2 separate regions of the Homo sapiens genome follow, and region 2 is linked to region 1. A link is a contact called in ENCODE Hi-C or POLR2A ChIA-PET data. All regions are on one chromosome and are shown on one strand. The core of a region is the stretch at or near the end of the contact, and the rest is flanking DNA. Distances in the headings are between cores, read along the strand shown.

Evidence for each region. A loop is a pair of places that touch in the nucleus more often than their neighbours do. ChIA-PET counts read pairs that join two places held with the same protein, here RNA polymerase II (POLR2A). Pooled maps may share reads with other maps.
Region 2: a loop to region 1 is called in a map of CD4-positive, alpha-beta T cell, with 5 times the contacts of the local background. The contact joins two enhancer-like sites. A Hi-C loop is called at or near these places in 1 of 168 maps with a recorded cell type or tissue (CD4-positive, alpha-beta T cell), 2 of 37 single-sample maps with no recorded cell type and 2 of 50 pooled maps. POLR2A ChIA-PET finds 5 or more read pairs at or near these places in 7 of 52 experiments (CD4-positive, alpha-beta T cell, GM12878, activated CD4-positive, alpha-beta T cell and 4 more).

The regions. Positions count from the first base shown.
Region 1 is chr5:56,583,744-56,590,761 of GRCh38, forward strand. The region is part of intron 1 of C5orf67 (chromosome 5 putative open reading frame 67); the gene reads right to left. Among named protein-coding and RNA genes, the nearest start is that of C5orf67, 19 kb to the right of the region's middle. RefSeq lists enhancers at 5,057-5,136, 5,267-5,526. Within about 2 kb of position 2,733, at least 18 of the 41 ENCODE cell types and tissues checked have a DNase peak (open chromatin) inside an H3K27ac peak, as active enhancers do; they include CD4-positive, alpha-beta T cell, where a contact is called at or near this core.
Region 2 is chr5:56,636,521-56,643,538 of GRCh38, forward strand. No RefSeq gene overlaps it. Among named protein-coding and RNA genes, the nearest start is that of C5orf67, 34 kb to the left of the region's middle. RefSeq lists enhancers at 765-1,334, 942-1,236. Within about 2 kb of position 1,916, at least 7 of the 41 ENCODE cell types and tissues checked have a DNase peak (open chromatin) inside an H3K27ac peak, as active enhancers do; they include CD4-positive, alpha-beta T cell, where a contact is called at or near this core.

The DNA of each region.
Region 1 (7,018 bases), core at 1,483-3,982:
GTAGAAGTTTATTTAAAAGGCTTTAGAACAGGAAAGAGAGGAAAATTCGCTTGTAGGAGACCCAAGCGGGTGCTTGAAGGTCCAAGAAAGAAAAGAGAGCAAAAGAAGACAGCAAAAAAGAGGGGCCTTTAACCTTGATCCTAGGACTTTATAGGCTTGCCTCTTTCCCAAGATTTTTCCTTTAGGGTGGGCTTTCCACATGCCCAGTGCTTTCCTTACCCGTTGGAGTTGAGAATGCACAATGTATTTAGGGAGTTATACACATGCCCATCTAAGGCTTTCTTCCCTTTTCCGGTGGAGTGTGCCCCCAGAAGATCATACTTCACCATTTTTGTCTCTTAACACGCATGCCCAGGAAGTTGCTTCTCCCTGGGGCCTGCATTCAATTAACATTTTGAGGTTAACAGGTGTGGACCATCAGGAAATGGCCTCTCCCTGGAGCTGCCAAATACATATTTTTAGAGAGGCAATGCAATAATTGCCAAACCATCACCCAACATTTCTAGTGGGTTGGGGGAGAACCCTGTCCTGCCCTGCTCATGCCTAACTACCTGTAACAGTCTATGGCCCTGAATCATTAGGCTGCTCCTACTTGAAATTCACTCAATCTTCAGAGTCAGATGCATCCAACTGTCCATCAAAGATTTAAGTTCACAACAGGTTGTCTTCAGATAATATTTGAGCTTTGAGGCCTGTGCACTGTGCAATGAATGAATGATATAGTTGCACAGAATGTTCACCTAAATATCTTCACTACAAGCCAAAGTAAATGTGAATCACCTACCACTACTCGCATATGTGAATGGATAAAATTAGAAAGACTGACCACACCAAGTGCTGATAAGGATGTGGAGGAACTGGAACTCTTATAAGCCACTGATGGAAACACCAGATGATGTGACTACTTTGGAAAATTGTTTGACAGTTTCCTTAAAAGTTACACATACAGCTACCATCTGAGCTAGCCATTCTATCCCTAAGTACTTACCCAAGAAAAAAGGGAAAATGGCCAGGTGCAGTGGCTCACGCCTGTAATCCCAGCACTTTGGGAGGCCAAGGCAGATGGATCATGAGGTCAGGAGTTCGAGACCAACCTGACCAACATGGAGAAACCCCATCTCTACTAAAAATACAAAAATTAGCTGGATGTGATGGCATGCACCTGTAATCCCAGCTACTAGGGAGGCTGAGGCAGGAGAATCACTTGAACCTGGGAGGCAGAGGTCACATTGAGCCAAGATTGTGCCACTGCACTCCAGCCTGGGCGACAGAGCCAGACTCTGCCTCAAAAAAAAAAAAAAAAAAAAAAAAAGAAAGAAAGAAAAAGAAAAAAGGGAAAATGTATCTATACCAGACTTGTACACAAACAGTAGCAGCTTTATTTGCAATAGCAATCCATACATCCATCAACAGGTGAATGAATAAACAAATCGTGATATGTACATACAATGGGACAACAGTAAAAAGAAATTAACTATTGATACATGTAACATCAATGCTTGAGTGGTTCTTATGCCTCAAGAACTTTACACTGTTTCATTTAAGTCCCATGTCCGCCCTATAAGGTAAATACTATTGTTCCCTCTTTGTAGACTTGAGAAAACTGAAGGTTAGAGAAGGTCAGCAATTTGTCTGGGGTTACCAGCTGATGAGTGGATGAGACACAGACCAAGTCAGTCTGACACAGTATTCACACACACTGTGTAGCAGGGAGCAGGACTGCTTTGATCGCCTTGGACCTAAGAACCCCTTCAAGGTGAGGTAGTACCATGCAGGAGATGACCTCCAACAACCAGAAGGGGCTCAGGGATGGTGCAGAGAAGGCAACTTTGAAAGAGGAAGACATTTTTTCTTTCTTTGGATAATGCCCAGATGACTCACCCTTTCTCCTCTCTCAGCTCCAAATCTTCATGTCTTAATCTTGATGTGTCAGATCTGGGGACCTATTGGAGTGCTCCCCAGAGAGGTTGTCCTTCTGTCTCAAAGCACAGGTTAGGACAAGCAGCAGCTCTATTTGGGCATCTATTCCTGAAGCGAGCTGCAATTTGATATTCTTTTACTGTTTACTTCTGCTTTAATTACAGGGTGGGGGAAAGAGCTCCTAAAATTTGCCAAAAACTTTGGTGATTTTTAAAAAGTCCTTCTTTACTTTCCAATTATTCAACTCTGCTGGGAAAGGCAATAGGAACGCTTTTGGAACTGAGTTTGCTGCTGAGTTGCCAGGGTTTCGAGATCTCTGCAAAGGTCATTGTTTTTTGTAAAGGTCATTGTCTTTTCATGAAAACCCCGGCAAAGCATGCCAACGCAGGAAAGCCACCAGCTTGCCAAATGTCCGGTGTCCCAGTCACCTGCTCTTCCTGCCCTAGGAAGGATGTGAGATGATCTCTGGAGTAAAGACATCAGATGGGGTTTGTTCCTTTCTTGCTCTTAAATCAGCTGCAAAATGCAAGAACAAAGCACACACAGGATGATTCCCTGAGCCCTGTGCCGCCTCCTCGTTAAAGGCCAGCAGCTGCTGGGTGTTGCACAGAGCGAGATAAGCAATACGACATTTGTAGCCGTTCACATCCTGAACGTAGAGCATTGTGTTCTCAACGGAATTTCTGAGGCTTCAAGCCCTGAAGAATACCCAACAAGTGAAAATACAGAGAAAGGGTGTGCTCTGCTCAGGGGTCCTGGGTGGGGTGGGGGATACACAGCAGGAAGGGCAGGCAGAATCCAGCAACCAAGTCACGAGTCGCTAGCTCTTCAGAAAAGTGGCTCTGCTGACAAGAGAATTAGGGCAGGATGATTTTGGCAAGCCCCGTGTTGTGTTAGCTGCGCAAACTTTTTCTGTTCTCTTATGCAGCCTCTTAACAACTGGGTGGGGGCATCTTTTCACATTTCATGGAGAGGCTGATTCTTGTCAGATGTTTAGCAAAGGGCTTCCACATTAGGTTTATCAAGCACACACAATTCCAGATGCAACGCGGAGTCCATTTAGTTTGAGAAGATTAAAATGTGCCGTTTCCTGCCATTGGCAGCATTTTCATTTTTCCTCTTTCCTTACAGTTTTCTCACATTACTTGAAGTGATTCTTACCCTTATCTTTACACTGTGTTTTAAAGAAAATTATGGGGGAGAGGAGAAAAGACCCAGAGTGTCACCGGGAGCACCTGACAGGAAGCCGCTAAACTGTGTGAGCACCTCCTGATTGGAGATATTCTCCTCCCCGTTGGATGCCTCTGATTTACCTCTCTATGGACAGATACTAATTTCAAACCCATGGCCATAAGATTATTTCAATGACTTCCCTTCCATCTTCCTGCCTCCTCCAATAGCCTCGATGTCCTTATTCCTCCCCCCAACAAGCCTACCTCAGTCACCCACCATCAACAAACACAAATGCAGCTCTCCACAGGTCTCTCACAAAGAGTCTACACAGATCCCACACCAACCAACTCCTACACCCAAGCCAATGCCCCAAGAATGTTATCATCATCTGAGAGAAGGGCTAGGACAGGCCACCCAAATACAGTAGTGACTGTACTGTACTGACAGAAGCAACTCAGGATATATGTGTTTGTGTGTGTGTGTGTGTATCTATATATATATATATATCTCCATATGTTCTCTTCGAAGGAGATATCCCTAGAGAAATATATGTGTATAACTAAATATATGAACACTTTCACTTAATGTAGATTTAAATATATGTAGATACATGTATATATATTCTTTCCCCTATCCCATCCATTCATTCATTTATTCAACTTAAATTCATTTAGTGTTTACTGTATGCCAAGCACTGTTCTAGGCAGTGAAGACTCAACAGGAAGAAAGAGCCAGGTGAAGACTGGCTAGGCAGTGAAGACTCAACAGGAAGAAACCGCATTTCCTGCACTTTGATAGGAAATGTTGGTAATCCTACATTTGGTAGAGTAAGACAAAAATAAACACATAAATGTATATTTCAGGTTATGATAGGGGATATGAAGAAAAAGCAAGCAGGGAGGTAGGAAGTGATGGGGATTGAGGGTGATGTTTTAGATGGGTGGTCAGGGAGGCCCTTGCTCAGAAGGGGAAGGCTGAGTGGAAAGCTGAAGGAAGCGAGCATGAGCCATAAGGACATCAGAGTGGACACCCAGGGAGAGGAAAAAGCACGTGCAAATGTCCTGTTTGGGAGCATGCTTCTTACTTTGAAGAAGCAGCAAAGAGGCCAGGAGTAGAAAGAGTAAAGGGAAGCGGTGGGAAATGAGGTAATAGAAGCGGGGCCCAGAATGAGAAAGGCAGACTCTGGCAAGCTCTGAACAGAGGAGAGGCACCATCTGATGACTACTGGCATAGCAGGATGCCTGCTGAGTAGGAAGAGTTTGAGCAGTCAGGGACAGAAGCAGGGAGCCTAGTTTGGAGGCAGCTGCAGTAATCCAGGTAAGAGGTGATGGAGCTGGGATAAGGTAGCAGTGAGAGAGGTGGGAGTGGAGAGTTTCTGGATATACTGAGAAGAGAGAGCTTCAGGAAGTGCTGATGGACTGGGCTTGCGGGATGGCCTTGGTCCTGAAACTCCTGGCAAGGGAATAGGCCCAGCTGTCAGCTTAGAGAGTGCAAATGCATCAGAAATCAAGGCCTCTTGAATTCTGGCTCTTACGCAAGAGGCAAAGACCCCATTTATTTAGCACCTACTATGTGTCAGGTGCTGCCTTAGGTATTTTCACAGAAACTTCTTCCTCACAAATCTTTGAGATGGGTTTGACTACTTCCACTTCATGGGTAAGGAAACCAGAATCTCAAAGAAGTTCAATCAGTCAGGGACGGAGATCTGAACCTGTGTCTACCAGTCCCCAGGGCTGTTAATCAGAGACCTTTACAGAGGGAGAGCCTAGCAGAGTGGCTTGGGGGTCGGGGGTCGCTGCAAGCTCAGCAAAGGGAGGCACCAGAATAAGGGAACCCTCACACCCTCCCAGGCAGCCACAGCTTCGCACCAGAGCTCCAGGGTGGAGCTGCAAGTCACGGGTCTGACCTAGCACCAAGCTTCCTCAATAGGATCCAGGATGTAGCTGCTGGGGCTGCAGCCACCGGAAGCAGGAAAACCAACTAGGGACAGGCAGGAGATCCAGTTGACCCATCCAAGCCCCAGGCCCGGCTTTCCTGCGTGAGAGGGAGGGTGCCACCAGGTGCTGCCCACAGCCCCTGTAGTCAACGCCCTTCAAATTTAGTTTCCACATTTCAGCCTCCACACACCAAAACTTTCAGCTAGCCATCCTGGGAGGAGCCCCTAGGTCGCTGCCTCTGGGCTGGCTGGGGCCGATTGGAGGAAATGGGCCTGCACTCAACACTTGTGCACCTGCACTGGGCGTTGTGTATTTCTCCTCTGGTTGCCAGAGCAACAGAAACAACAGTGGCTGCTGAAACCCCCTTAACACCACAGCCCAGGCTGACCCTGACCAATGGCAGCCAGACCTTGCATCTTGGCCTCTTCCCTTTCCTCTCACCCCCCTGAAAGTATCTCCTCTGAAACCAAAAACTTAACCGGCCTCTTTCACTGAGCTGAAATGGTTCTCAGAGCTTGCCCAACTCTGAGCTCTTCCTGACACGCCTGGGTTTCTGACTGTCAGCACCCCAGGGAGAGGGTGGGACGCCCAGATCCAGGCATGGAGCAGAATGTCGCCTAGGGAGAGCGCCGGGAGCCTCCTCCTCAGAACCACTGCGGAAGCTACTTTACTGCAAACAACCTAAGTAAAGTGGGCAGCTTCCCAAGGTGTGGCCCCAGCTGCTGACCCCAGAGTTTGTACTCAAACACCCGTGGGCCTGGCTACTGCCCTTATTGACAAATCCAATCTCATCAGATGCTCTGGGGCTGTAGGTCTTCATTCCATGTCAGGAATGCCCCGCTTTGAGAGGACTTGTGATTGTGGTAATTTATGACACCAGCTGCTGTGAAAATGACTGGGGAATGGGCAAATTGCCCTGCCTGTAAACTCACAAATGGACATCCAGGACCAGAGATGCCCTCGCTCGGAAGCAAGCACCCATATCGCCCTGCCTCAAACTGTGGGGTGCTGGGCTAGCTCACGTTTCATCTCTCAGGTTGCTGTTCAAGTTGCAACCAGAGAATTCCATGTGCTCAGCTGGGAAACAGGACACCAGGGTCCTTCCCTCCATTCTGTGAGTATCCACCACAGGAGGGTGAGGGAAGAGGGCACCTCTATGCTGTTTTTTTAGTTATTTCCACAACCCCACAAGTTAAATATAGCATTTTCCACATGTGTACAACTGAGAAAATCAAAGTTCAGTGAGGTTAAGTGACTTGTCTGAGATTGCACAGTGAGCAAGTAGCAGGACCAGGATTTGAATCCAGATTTCCTATCTCACATTATACTGTAGAGGCATATTTAAAGTCTTTAATAAAGGGCTCAGTTCCTTGATTATCCCACACAATAAACAAAATCATAGGTACTCTATTAGTTTGCCAGGGCTGCCATAACACAGTATCACAGTCTGGGAGGCTAGCAACAGGAGTTTATTGTCTCACGATTCTGGAGGCTAGAAGGCCAAGATCAAGGAGTGGGCTACTTCTGAGGCCTCTCTCCTTGGCTTGTAGGTGGCCATCGCCTCCTCCCTGGGTCTCCACATGCTCTTCCCTCTGTACATGTCTATGTCCTACTCTCTTCTTATGAAGACACCAGTCACGTTGGTAATCCTAGCGGGATAATTCCAGTGACCCCATTTAACAATAATTACCTCTTTAAAGACTCTCTTCAAATGCAGTCACATTCTGCGGTATCAGAGATTAGGATACATGAATTTGGAGGGGGAAGATACAATTCACTCCATAACAGGTACCAAGCCCTGTCTTTTCAATGCTTGTTTTAGCTCCTCAATAATAAAATATAACAACAATATTCTAAATATAAATAAATATGGTAGGCATTCAAATGATCATGAAAAAAGAAGGCTTTTACTAAAAGTTAATTGTCTTTCTTTTTTTTTTTTTTTTTTTGAGACACTGTCTTGCTCTGTTGCCCAGGCTGAAGCGCAG
Region 2 (7,018 bases), core at 666-3,165, 52 kb after region 1:
GCTTCCTTTAACCCTGTCAGGCTCAGCCTGTTCCTTTCCACTCTTTATAAACTTATTTCCCTGAACAACCTTATTGGTGACACAGTTTGTATTGATTTGCCACTCATATCTCTACTTCTTCCCACAACCCCAGAATTGCTACAATTTGGGAGGAAAGAAGCTATGGAAAATGACCAGTATCCCCTGCATTCCTGGCTCTTACCTTTCACTAGTGCCCTGACTCTAAGAATTTTCACTTAAATAACATCCCACAAGTTGCACCAATTAATTTTAATTCATAGATCTCAGAGATCATCGGGATTTTTGAAGCTAGAAGGAACCTCAGTGATTGCCTAGTTGATTCTTTCGTTTTACCAAAATTAAGTTTTGGAATAAATGCATTATCCTAGATCTAGAGACAGAACCAAGATGCAACAAGTCTGAACCCTTTCTAGTGAATACATAGTACCACCCTATATGCATGAACCAAATCTGAGAAAATGAGCTCGCAGGTTTATGCACAGCAACTTGAAAATGTTCCCAACTCCCTCGAAACAACATGCTAATTTAATTTCAGCCAGCAAGACCTCTTTCCAAGTTCCCACCCCACCACCCAAAAAATAGGGTAGCAGGGCTGCCCTGAACATTGAAGCCTCTTGGGGAATTCCCTGACATATCCCAAGGAAAAAGGGTATTGATGCCCAGTTTCAACAGACCTTTCTCACATTCCTGATTCAGAAATCTTACCTAATGTGTATTAGGGTTCTACTGAAATCGGTCTCAAACACCTTATCCAGCAACGTTTGAGAAATCTCTGTGCTACTTGTCCTGCCCACCCCAACCTCAAGCCTTGTCTTCCAGAATGGCTCCACAAAGAGGAGAGAACAGAGACGGATCACCACCAGAGCCTGAGAAGAGGGCCTGTGAAAACTGCCCTCCTTCCAATCAAAAAGGATTTTTTTTTCCTGACTGCTATGTGAATAGAACGTTAAAAACTTGAACTTTGAGCTGTGATCCAATACCTGAAATTCCTTTCATTCCACAATTAAAGATAAGGCTTTCAGTGAAAACACAGCAGGAATGAGCATTCCCCAGACTCTTTAATGCCCAGGAAGAGATAAATGACTGACGTGGGCCATTTCTTAGAGATGGCTTTGGAGGAGGAGGAGGGAAAGGAGAGGTCAAGTGTACTAAAGGAAGAGTGAGCACAGGAAAATGAAAGGCTAGAGGCTTTGAAGAGAATCTCTGCCCACTTCACCATCTGCCCTGAACAATGCCAGATCTAATTGCTTCCAGAACTGCTCCTCACTTTAAAAAACAAAAATCTCCTTTGACCACAAAGCCAACTGCTACAGGTTTTTAAGTGGACAAGGATGTCTTTGGGTGGCATCTACCCAGATGAAGATGAATAGGAAATAGATCCTTATCCAGGTATATTAGAAAGCGACTTCAAAACATGTAATAAATTTGTGCTATCAATCATTATATTACCTCATGAGGTAATATATATGAATATAGCCTTTTCAACTGGGGAGTTCAAAGTGAAAAAGGAACCATAGATTTGTAGAAAACAGCAAAATCAGCTTCCCAAGCACTCAGCAGAGTATCATATGTAATAGAAATCACACACACACACAAAAAGATAAAATCGATACACAGGTTAAAGGAATTTCCAGATTGGTATGATTGTTTCCATAAGTGAAAAAGTGGAATTAAGGATGATATTGAGAATGTGGTAGAATGCAGTCCCTTTTTATTTTCTGAGGAGGTGGGGTGGGAAGCCATTGAGAAAGGCAGAGAAAAAGAATGAGGATTGTGCTCCTGTTTACACACAGCCTGGGTTAATGTGTAATTGACAAGATTAATGGCTGCATAATAATTGCCTCTATTGTTTACTGTCTGGATGGTGGCCAGCCACCTTCCCGCTCTGCCCACCAATGGGTTTGGGTTTGTAAGGAATGCAGTCAGTGGCTGATAGGGTCTGTGTGCCAGGTGTAACCTTGCTAAAGAAGACATTCAAGAATCATACAGGGAGACCTGGTGAGGTTTTGCCATGGCAGGGCATGCCTTCTTCTTGTTGTAAATAGTCTAACTTCAAATCTGCTAGGTGAGCTGTATCAGAACAGGGCCAGGCTTGGCCTGACCTAACTGCTCCACCTGAGAAAGACAAAGAAAATAAAACCTCAGGATGTAGAGAAAGGTCTCATTTCTGTCCTGGCCATACTGTGAACCAAAAAGCAGAGTGTTCCTCTGTGCCATTCCTCGCACTGTCCCGGGCTGTGCTGGGAAGTGCCCACCTTTCCCCCACAGGGATGCACAAATACCTTCCTCCCCACTCTTCCCTGATCTGCTTTCTAAGCTCTTGCCTCTTGTGCACTGTGAGACAAGCAAACAGACCAAGACTCTGGGTCATGAACCCCAGACAGGATTTCCATGGAAAGGTACCATGCGTCCAACCCTTCTCCTGCTGATCTTGTCTTGTCTTGCCTCTCACAGGGACCAGCATGGTTTTATGTACAAAAACAAGAGCTACGTAATTCTCACGTGGCCTTGTTCTCAACTGGGTCACAAGTGTTCTTCTTGATTACCTCAACCTTTGTGGTTTTCCATTCCCTAACAAATCAATTTTAGAGTCTTGACGTCTGAAGAGGCCCTCCTAGGGCTGGTACTAGTCTACCTTTCCTGTCTTCCCTTCCAGCCCAGCTTAGACTGCTTTACTGTGCAGCTCTATTCCTCCTTCCTTCCACCTAGAAGGTCTCCCTGCTACCCACTCTCTCTCAGTATATTCAAATCTAATCCCTCTGGTGCAGACTCCATAGTGTCTCCCTATTATACACTCTCACATCCTTTGTGCTTTTCCTTCATAACACTTACCCCTCCTGTCATTAAGTAATGATTTGTGCAGTCATCAGTGGGGTGGCTCTCTCCCTTGCTAGACAGTAAGTTCCTAAAGACAAAAACTGCACATGCTGTGTTCTGTGATACCTCTCTAAAAGAGGGTCTTTAGTATGTGCTTAAATCAGTTGTCAAGTTAATAACTATATGAATACATGCAAAGACAAGTTCAAAATTTTCACTTCCTTGGTGAGCTCAACCTTCAGCCTCTCCAGCTGGGTATATTCTTGTTAGTCCATCTGAAGTAACAGGGGAACTTTGTGCTTCCCTGGCACTATCATTTCCCTGTTTTATTATCAGTATCTGGGCTTAGTCTTATCTCTCGTGCTTCTCTAAGCCTCCTTGAGAGCAGGGACTCTCATTCATTCTGTGTGTGGCTCACAACTCCGAACACAAAATTTTATGTAGCTGGGAGTAAAAAACTGTCAGCCAAGTAGTGGGCTATTTGTTTATTCAGTCAGTCATTCATTTGATGTCTATAGTCCTACATTCTGTACACAGTCCTACATCCTCCACACACTACTTCTTCTATATTAAAATAACATTTTAAAGAATTTTCCCCAGTCTACAAATCTTATCATTTCAGAATCTCAGCCATACAGCATATACTCTTTCCAGGGGCATTCCACTCCAGTCTGCAGTCTTGAGTTTAAAGACATTGACATGGTTTGGCTCTGTGTTCCCATCCAAATCTCATCTCAAATTGTAATCCTCATATGTCAAGGAAGGATCTGGTAGGAGGTGATTGGGTCATGGGGCGGTTTCCCGCATGCTGTTCTCGTGATACAGAGGGAGTTCTTAATGAGATCTGATGGTTTAAAAGTGGCAGTTTCCCCTGTGTGCGCGCTCTCTCTCTCTCTCTCTCCTGCTGCCATGTAAGACTGGCCTTGCTTCCCCTTCTCCTTCCACCATGATTGTAAGTTCCTGAGGCCTCCCAGCCATGCAGACCTGTGAGTCAATTAAACTGCCTTCCTTTATAAATTACCCAGTCTCAGGTATTTCTTTATAGCAGTGTGAAAACAGACTAATACAGATATAAAGTCAAGGCATGAAGGTGCTCTATGTTTTTGACCACAGACAGCAGAAGAGGCAAGAGGCTGGAACAGTAGAAAAATAGAGGCAGCAAGAGTAAGTCCTTGCAACAGGTGGTTTAGGTGAATTAAATTAAAAGCCCTAAGACCCTAAGAAATTCAAAGCAGTAATAGGCTTTGAGCTTAAGTCTTCACCCTGTGTATACAGCATAGCCTTGGGAAAGTCACTTTTCTCCCCAGATCTGTTTTCTGATGGGTGGATTGGCATGGATGATGTCTGTCTTTCAGATTGTATATGGGATTAGTATAATTTCTGAGAAATTTCTCTGTCAACTCAAAAGGGTTATGCAAATGGTATTACCTAAATAAAAGCCCAGAGCTTCTAGTTTAGAAGACAAGGTGTGGGCACACAAGGAAAGAGGGGAGGTGGGCACTGAGGAGGCTGAAGTGAGAGGACAGGGAGCTTGTAGTTCTCCTGCAATGTATGAGGTAAACGAAACAGAGAAGCTTGAAAAGGGGAAGCAGAACCCTGTAGAAGCACCACTCAGGGCTAGGAGCAGGCTGGCTGCCAAGGGGCTCCCACAGAAAATGAGTCTGGAGAAGAAGAGGTGACAAAGGAAGACCAAAGTCTCTCTAAGGAGATTCTGCTGTACTTGCTACTGGGAGGACATAAGAGGATCAGTAAAAGCATCCAATGAAAGGAGGAGGAACCACAGAAGCCAATGCTGGAGAAAGTGGTTAAGCCAGGCAGTCTGGTCAGATCACAATCCCATTTCTTCTTCCTGGACATGCAGCCAACTACAATTCTCAGACTCCCTTGTAGTTAGGTGTGGTCACCTGACTGAGTTCTAGCCAAAGTAATGTGAACAGAATGATATGGGTCACTTCCAGACCAGGCACATACCGACCTTCTGCCTTTCTCTGTGCTGTTTTCCATCCTTGTGTGCGCACATTCAGGGTGACTTCAGAAGCCAAATGTTGAAGATGGTAGAGCCACAAGACAAAAGGATCAGGTTCCCAGATCACTGCTTGGAGGATAGAGACCTATCAGTCATGACAACCATTTTAGACTCTATATCACCAAGAAAAAAAAAACAATTATATTGTTCAATCCAATGTACAATTGGGGGTGAGTTTATTAGAGCAGCTATCATTACCTTAATTAGTATAGCACGATGAGGCTAGAGAGGTGACTGAGGAGACCAATGGCTGCATTTTTAAATAATCAAGTGTAAATTATATAAGAGAGGAAGGAGAAACAGGTGGGAGAAAGAAGAGGCTGGTAGATGGTATCTATGGACGGTTTTTGAAGACAGGACTCCAAAATAAAGAATATTGAAATGTTCTTTTACACAAAGAATGTGCACCTCACGACCTGAACAGTCCACGTCCACTCCTGCTTGGCAGCTCCCATCTACTCCGTGACCCCGCCCCTAGCACTTAACCTTTCCTTGGCTTTCTATTTATAGCCAGAAAAGAAAAATACCAATCAAATTTCTGTAAAAGGTTGCCTAAAACTCCAAGTTCCTGTCCTGCTTTTCTCTCTCTTTTTCCCCCCAAATAATTTTTGATTGTTTAATGTGGGAAAATGTTTTATGAGAATTGCATTCCTTTCTGAGCCGCTGCCTGGGTCATTAATTAAACAATAGACAAAGGGAAACATTAACTCGAGGGGATTTTATAATAACAATCTTTAGGGCTGAACCAGGATTGGCTAAGAACATGAAAGGAATTGGAAGATTTGCGGCCATCTAGCTACAGGAGAACAAAGTTCACCTTTCCCTTCTTCTCCTCCCAACAGGTATGCTCCAAAGATGATGCCTCATTAATTCTGTGGTCCTGTCAGTTTCTAATATTTCTAAAATGTTCTCAGATGCTCAGGCAAGCACAGACCAATGAACGAATGTAGATACTAAAGGCAAAGTTTTACAGGACTCTAAAGCCATTCAGGCAAAGACAAGGTGTAAACAGAATTTATTCTAATTACTATTATTATTTTTATTATTTTAATCAGATAGGTCTATTCAGGACATGCAAGCTTAGCTTTTGAGTCTTGGTCATAAACCTTTGGGCATTTTTTTCTAAGTCCTTGTAATAGCAACAATGAGAGATTAAGCTAGAAAATAAATCTACTAATGAGTAGCTATCTTATAATTAGTAAGCACTCTCCTTCATATAAAATTCCATGCCAGTCTCTAATAGCCACCCTCTGTACTCACGTAGAGCCTTTCATCTGAGATGCCCAAAGTACTTCTTGCTAATACCAGTGCCAATTCTCTCAGAATTTCTGTAAGTCAGGGAACTAGAATTCCCATTCATACGGCATACTGACTGTTCCTGACATCTAAGCCCTTCTGTCTCCATCTTATGTAGTTGTAGGTGGGCCCCTGCCCCAGGTCACTGTGGTACCCACAGCTCAATGAAGGGGAGAAAGGATCCTATCAAGGTAGGAAATTCTGGTTGCAGCCACATAGGAGACAATGGGACAGAAAGGAAGCTACTTCATTGGAGTTAGGCCTGACTGCAAACCCTGGCTCCTGTGTTTCAGCAAATTAACTACCCTCTCTGAGCTTCAGTTTTCTCATCTATAATCAAGAATGGGGCCAGGTACAGTGGTTTACACCTGTAATCCCAGCACTTTGGGAGGCCAAGGCACAAGGATTGCTTGAGGCCAGGAGTTTGAGACCAGACCAGGCAACGTGACCCCATCTCTACCAAAAAAAAATTTTTTTTAAGTTATCTGGGTGTGGTGGGGCACACCTGTAGTCCCAGCTACTCAGGAGGCTGAGGCAGTAAGATCCCTTGTGCCCAGGAGGTCAAGATTACAGTGAGCTATGATCATGTCACTGCACTCCAGCCTGGGCAATGAGTGAGACTCTGTTGAAAAAATAATAATAATAAAACAAAAAAGGATGTAATATAATAGTACAGTTCTTGACCCACATTAGGCACTCAATAAATACTTGCTTGGGGTATGAGGCTGTATCAGCCTTCATATCCTCAATTTCATTGTATCTTTGAAAGTAAGCAATGTTGTGTCTGGTTAATACTTGGTTGAGGGCCTGCGTGGGAATAATGCTCATAGTAAGCACTCAGTAAATCCTAGTGGAATT